Linked DNA regions of Homo sapiens: region 1 is linked to region 2. Evidence: chromatin loops called from intact Hi-C (ENCODE). Cell type or tissue: Calu3. All regions are shown on one strand. Links, peaks and the distances in the headings refer to the core of each region. The heading gives the core; the rest is flanking DNA. Region 1 overlaps LOC105379013 (a long non-coding RNA gene). Region 2 has its middle 75 kb from the start of LINC02198.

What was found. Hi-C counts contacts between places; a loop is a spot of excess contacts. Peaks named below come from ENCODE experiments on the same cell type or tissue, not always from the same donor. Only the 100,000 strongest peaks of a DNase experiment are listed, where the experiment ranks them.
Region 1: a loop joins it to region 2, with 2.6 times the contacts of the local background. A loop is called at or near these places in 5 of 110 quality-filtered maps.

Annotation. Positions count from the first base shown.
Region 1 is chr5:68,483,766-68,486,687 of GRCh38, forward strand. The region is part of intron 3 of LOC105379013 (a long non-coding RNA gene); the gene reads right to left. The region is part of intron 1 of LOC105379012 (a long non-coding RNA gene); the gene reads left to right. Among named protein-coding and RNA genes, the nearest start is that of PIK3R1, 270 kb to the left of the region's middle. In Calu3, for the core only: no CTCF peak of the experiment used is centred there; no DNase peak of the experiment used is centred there.
Region 2 is chr5:68,953,285-68,956,206 of GRCh38, forward strand. No RefSeq gene overlaps it. Among named protein-coding and RNA genes, the nearest start is that of LINC02198, 75 kb to the right of the region's middle. In Calu3, for the core only: no CTCF peak of the experiment used is centred there; no DNase peak of the experiment used is centred there.

The DNA.
Region 1 (2,922 bases), core at 221-2,720, 470 kb before region 2:
TCATATCCCCAATGTCTAAAACAGTACTTAATGCATAGAAATTGATCAAAAAGTGTTTATTAATTGAATGAATAAAGAAAAAAAAACCATGATCTCAGCAATATGGTATTGGAGTGGAGGATCAGGAAGAAGGCACCCAGGAGGCTACTCCTCCCAGGAAGAGGCAAGGCCACTACTAGGGTATTCACGTCTCAGATCTAGTTTTAAATTTTTCCTATCTCATAGTTAGGAGATGACCAGACATGGCCAGCGTGGAGTGGTTCAGGACGAGAGCTGGGAAGAGTGGCAGACACTGCTGGGTACTCAGCAGCCCAGCTCCCCTTTTCCTTACCAGCCATATTCATATTTTGTTTTAGATGGGAGTGCACTTTGCTATAATCCTTGCCTTCCCAGGCTTCAGAAAATGCACTGACACTCATTTCAGGTCACTGAGATATAATTAAAACTTGGCTAGGAATTTCTGGGAAAGTTTCACTTTTCTGCTTCAGGGGTTCCCCCTTGGTCCTTTGCCCCTTATTCTTTCTGCTGAGAGTAAGGACATGAGCCTGGAAAAAGGGCAGCCATTCTGTGACCATGAGGCAACAAGCATGAGGCAAAAAGTCACATGTTAAGGATAGAGGAAAAAAATGTTGATAGGACATGGAGCTCCTAAGACTTTACAGAGCCCTCGTACTGCTCATGTCCAGACTTTGAATACATGAGAAAATCACCCCTCCTCCTGTTTGGTTAAACCACAGCAGTTGAGTTTCTGTTACATGCAGCTGGACCTAATTTCTAACTGACACAATAAGCAACCACCAGGAATGTAAACTCTACTGGGATGCTTAGAAATACTTGAGCAGGATGCAGGACTTCTTGTATCCAAAACGGAGACTTGGACTAAGACTGATGGACTTCCAAGGACACAGTGGCTCCTCAGGAGGTTGGAGAACTTGGGTTACAAAGTAAAGAATTTTACAACAGTGAAGCCTTTGGAGTTACTGAAATATACTATGAAGGCAGCCTACAGATTCTAAAGTATGTGTTTTGGGAATTTCCGTTCTGACAACAGCAGAAATGACCCCTTAGTTGAACAATGCCTGAAAGAGCCATCTGTCTAGAACTGCAACAAGCTTGAGCTGCAGTTCTCATACCAGTTTGAGAACTTCACATTCTTTCTGTTGCCTAATACCACTGAGTCGAAATGACCCAATTTACTTTGAATGGTTGCTGTTAATTTGATCTCCAAATTACTGGTTGGTAATTTTAGTGTCCATGATCTGAAAGTACCCTGTGATTGTAAGGAGGAACAGTTGATATAATCACTATCATCAAAATAACAACCTCATTTCACATGCTAACACCTTGAGTTTGTTGACATTGTTGGTAACTGTGGTACACATCTATTCTGCTTTACACAATACTGGTGTGAATTAGTGTCCTGGAGAACTGTGGGCTCTTTGAAGTATATTTGGAGACTACCCTTAGCATCCATGCAGCTAGAAACAACAGAAAGGTGTTGATTGGTAGATATATTTTTAGTCAGATTACTTCAGCCCCAAACAGAAAGTGCTTAAGGCAGTAAGTACTGAGGTACATCTGATTAGGGCTCATAAACTTTATTCAGAACTACTTCTATAGCTAAGTGGCTGGTGTGACATGGTGTGTCTACATGTATGTGTGTTTTGGTGAATGCCTTTAGGTGATCCACTCTCATATTTAAAAAAATAGATTCCCACTTTTATCCTATAGGGCTTCAAAATTTACTTAAAAAATAGCTTTTTGCATTCACCACAGCTATGTGAGCTAGTTAGATGTCTTAAGCAAAATACCTCCACCCCTTTCAAATGAACAAACTAAAAGTAAGCTTTGATATGAGGCCGGTTCTCAATTATTTCTGAGAAAGGTCAACAACTTAGATATTATATTCAGATGTACAAAAGTAAACACAGATTTTCTCTTTCACATTTCATCTTGTTTGGGAGCTCTTCATTTCTAAAGACAGCAAAGAAAAGTTGATATTTTCACATTGCCACTCAGGGTTACTCTGTTTCTGCTCTTCCTTGAACTGTTCCAGACCTCTTTGGCTCTTGCCTCTGTTGCCTTCACTTGTCTCCAGTGTGATGCAGCTCATCTTATTTGCCCTGGCATTTGAGCTAGAAGTTTATAGTTTCTGTCATATTCTCCTGTCACGAAGACCTGACATCATGAAATGATCTCCTCATCTCCCCTCTCAGACTGTTCTCTGTCCCTCTCTGGTCCAGCGCCCTATGGCACTTCTTGATTCCTTTATTGAGGAGCATGGGGACACTGAATGCCTGTCCAGGCCACACAGACTACCTCCTTTCTAAACTCCTTCCTGGGTGGCACCATGTTGCTCCGTGCCAGGAAGAAAACAGGAAACTCCCCTATAGGGAATCAATATTATAATATTTACGTTAAAACATTTGGAATATGTCAACCTCCCCTCAGAGTTTCTCGAAACTTTATTCCCCCAGGGATTTTGATCCAGATAATGAAGTCATGTTCCTCAATTCTGACATCTTGCTTCTCTTTCTTCTCCTTCCTGGGCTCCTCTCTCTGGAATCTGAAGGGCTTTTTTACTTTTCCTTTCCGTCAAGTAAAATTTTTTCTTACATCATATCCTCCTTCCCCTTTTTACTACAGTCTACAAATAAATCTCTGGAGTTCAAATCTACCAAGCTTCACTCTTCTCCCCCACCCCCCAAAAGCTCTATTGAAGGACAAGTACAAATAAAAATTAAATATATTTATGGTATACAACATGATGTTTTTATATATGTAAACATTGTGAAATTATTAAATCAAGCTAGTTAACATATCTACCACTTCACTACTTATCATTGTTTGTGGTGAGAACATTTAAGATCCATTCTCTTAGCAATTTTCAAGTATACAACATATGATTGTTAACTATAGTTA
Region 2 (2,922 bases), core at 262-2,761:
ACAAACCATGTGGAATTGCTGACAGCCTGTGGTCACTTAGAGATGCACCCAAATGCCAAGAAATCAAAAACGAAGCCCTCTGCTCAAACCTGCCTTAGATTAGTTGAGGGCCATTTGCCTGACCAGGAGAAACAACGATAACTTTGAGGAGGGTGAGAAAGCCAGGAAGGGGAGGAAGAAACTAAACATGAATTGAAAGCAGATGACACAAGCCCCTGGCTCATATAACCCTGCAAGAAAGAGCATGAAACACGTTTCTTGCAGAAGGATGATTATCAGAAAGAAAAAAAAAAGATTGCAATAAATCCTAACCAAAACCAACAAAAGAAAATGTTGGACAGTTTGTTGGATAAATATTCAGTAAGGCTGATCCAACTCACTGAGTTGTTATAAAGAACAGCTAATAAAAAAAGATTGTCAAGGACACTGCAAACATAGAAGAACTAACCAATAATAAGAACATTAATAATAAGGGAGGACCTAGGAATAAAACCAATTCAATCAAGACCTACAATGTTGAGCAACTAGCACAGAAATAAAGAAAACAGATATGACTGTCTGGAGGTGGTCCAAACAAACAAGAACCAAAACCACTTTTTTGCTCTTAATTTTTAAAAGAAGACAAGTTTACAGGGTATACGACTATAAATAAATATTAGCCAACGGGCTCTTGCTTTTCCCTAGAGACAGCTCCCTTGGAAACGACTTCCTGGATGGAGAGGGTAAGGAAGTTGAAGTCTCTTACTCTCCTCCCCAGAGCTCAGGGTCCATGACAGGAAGACTTCCCTCCCTAGTCTGACAATTTGGGATTGGAAAAAAAACGCTGGAAGGAATCCAAAGCTGTGGTTCATTTCATTCTTTCATTCTCTGCTTTCGCCAAATGCTGACAATTACAAACAAATGTTTTCTTCACAAATACTTTCTTCTAGATGAACATTCTGCTCATTTTGGTTGCTTATGTATAAATGGCTTGAGAAACACTTTCTAAATCCCCAAGGTGACAGAATTTCCACGTAATGATAATGATTATTTAATATCATCATCACAATGGGCTGCCTGGGCAAATGAAATGCTTGCTGGGTCTAAAGCATTCACTCAAGTGAGGTAAATTAACGCTTTCCAGGGTACCAGATTTCCCGTTGGGACCCTAAAGAAGATAACTCATTACTCAGGCATTCTCTACCCCCAACACTGCTGTCTACCAGCAAGTTCTTCAGTTGCTTTAAACTGTCAGGCTTCTCAGCCAGTGCAGGGAAGTCCAAGAGAGATAAGAATACGCTGAAAAGGTCCACACTAGGTGGATATTTTTAGTCATCTGAAGACAGTCCAGGAGTTATAATCATCATAATAACCCATGTGACGCAGCTCATCTTCCTTCTCAAAGCACTTACAACATGTTAATCATCCCCTTTGATCCTCACAATAATCCCTGAGGTATGCAAAGCAGGTATTATTATAGTCAGCACCTGGCTATAGTAGCGAGAAGGACATAGACAAATGATATGGAGGTAAGCCTCAGAGACACAGAAAAGCAAGACAGGGTGTAGCAGGAAGAGGGAGCAGGCCCCAAAACCACTAGCATCAAAAGCAGTGAGGGTTTGGGACCAGGGTCCCTATGGAGTCAAACCGCATATTAGCACATGGAGACAGAAACATGACGAGGCTTGAGGGTCTCATTGGGTAGACTGAGTTTAAAAGATGATCTAGTGATGATTTACTGTTTAAAGATTATTGTTTCTATGGCCAAAATCAAGAAAAATGGAAATGAAAATGGACTCTGCATCCATTTTACTATTTGTACTATGTGTCAGGTGTTTTTCTATAAAATACTAACTCATTAAGTCTACACAACTAATCTCTGCAAGACAGATATTATCAACCTATTTTATATTACAGATGAGAAGACTGAGGCCCAAAGAAGTTATGCTATTTGCCCAAGGTCACATATCTGCTAAGTGGTGCAGATGAGATTCAGGGACTAGGAGAAAGAAAGCAACAGAAGGTTGGGGGCACAGGCCGGGAATAACTGAGCCATAAGTTACAGGCAGCAACAATAAGAGCATCTAGATAAGCATTTAAGAATAAGGAATGAATGCTTCCTGAGCCCTGGGCTCTATGTCCTTCCTGCCCAGAGCATCGCCTGCTCTTGAAGCATATCAGAGGCTGGGCTCACAGAGCCTGGTGAGAGGGCCATCCGACTGAGGTGGAAGAGAGAGGATAACAGGCAAGATGATTCCTGGCCATTAGCACCCTTTCACAGAGAGGGAAAGTAAGTCCTAGGGAGGAAAGTTCACGAAAAAGCTGGGGAGAAGTTGCTTTTCTCCTGCAACAGCAAGGGGAAGCTATAATGTCTGAAAACAGAAATCTAGGAGGATCATGGTAGCCAGCAAGCAGTTTGCCTAAAGCGTTAGGTTAATGTTGGTGAGAGCCAGAGATGGTGGAAGGAAGTAGAATGACCAGAGCCAAAGGAACATAAGAGAAGGCGTAGATTAGTGGAAAAAAGTCCTCTACTTTGGATTCCTTTGCTAGGACACCTTGGACAAGATACTTCTCCAAGCTCCATCCACAAAACTGAATCAATAAAATCCACCTCATTGTGACTCTATATATACGCGTCATCATAACAATACATATAGTCTGAGTGGCCGTTGTTATTCTTAAACTTTTGAAAGAAGTTTTGATGTCGAGGTAGATGGTCTCCAGGGAGGGTAATGTAACAGGCAAGAATTTGGACTTGGAGTGATCTTCTTCTTTGCAGTTAATAAAATGTTTCTGTTGAAAACCTACTTTCACCAATCCTTATGAATTTCAACCTATGTCATTAGCAAGACTTGATTCTAAGAAGCACATAGAAAGCCATTTCAGTGACCTTTTCCTTCTTCGAGATTTATAGAACATGTTTCTTCTGACAAGCACGAACCA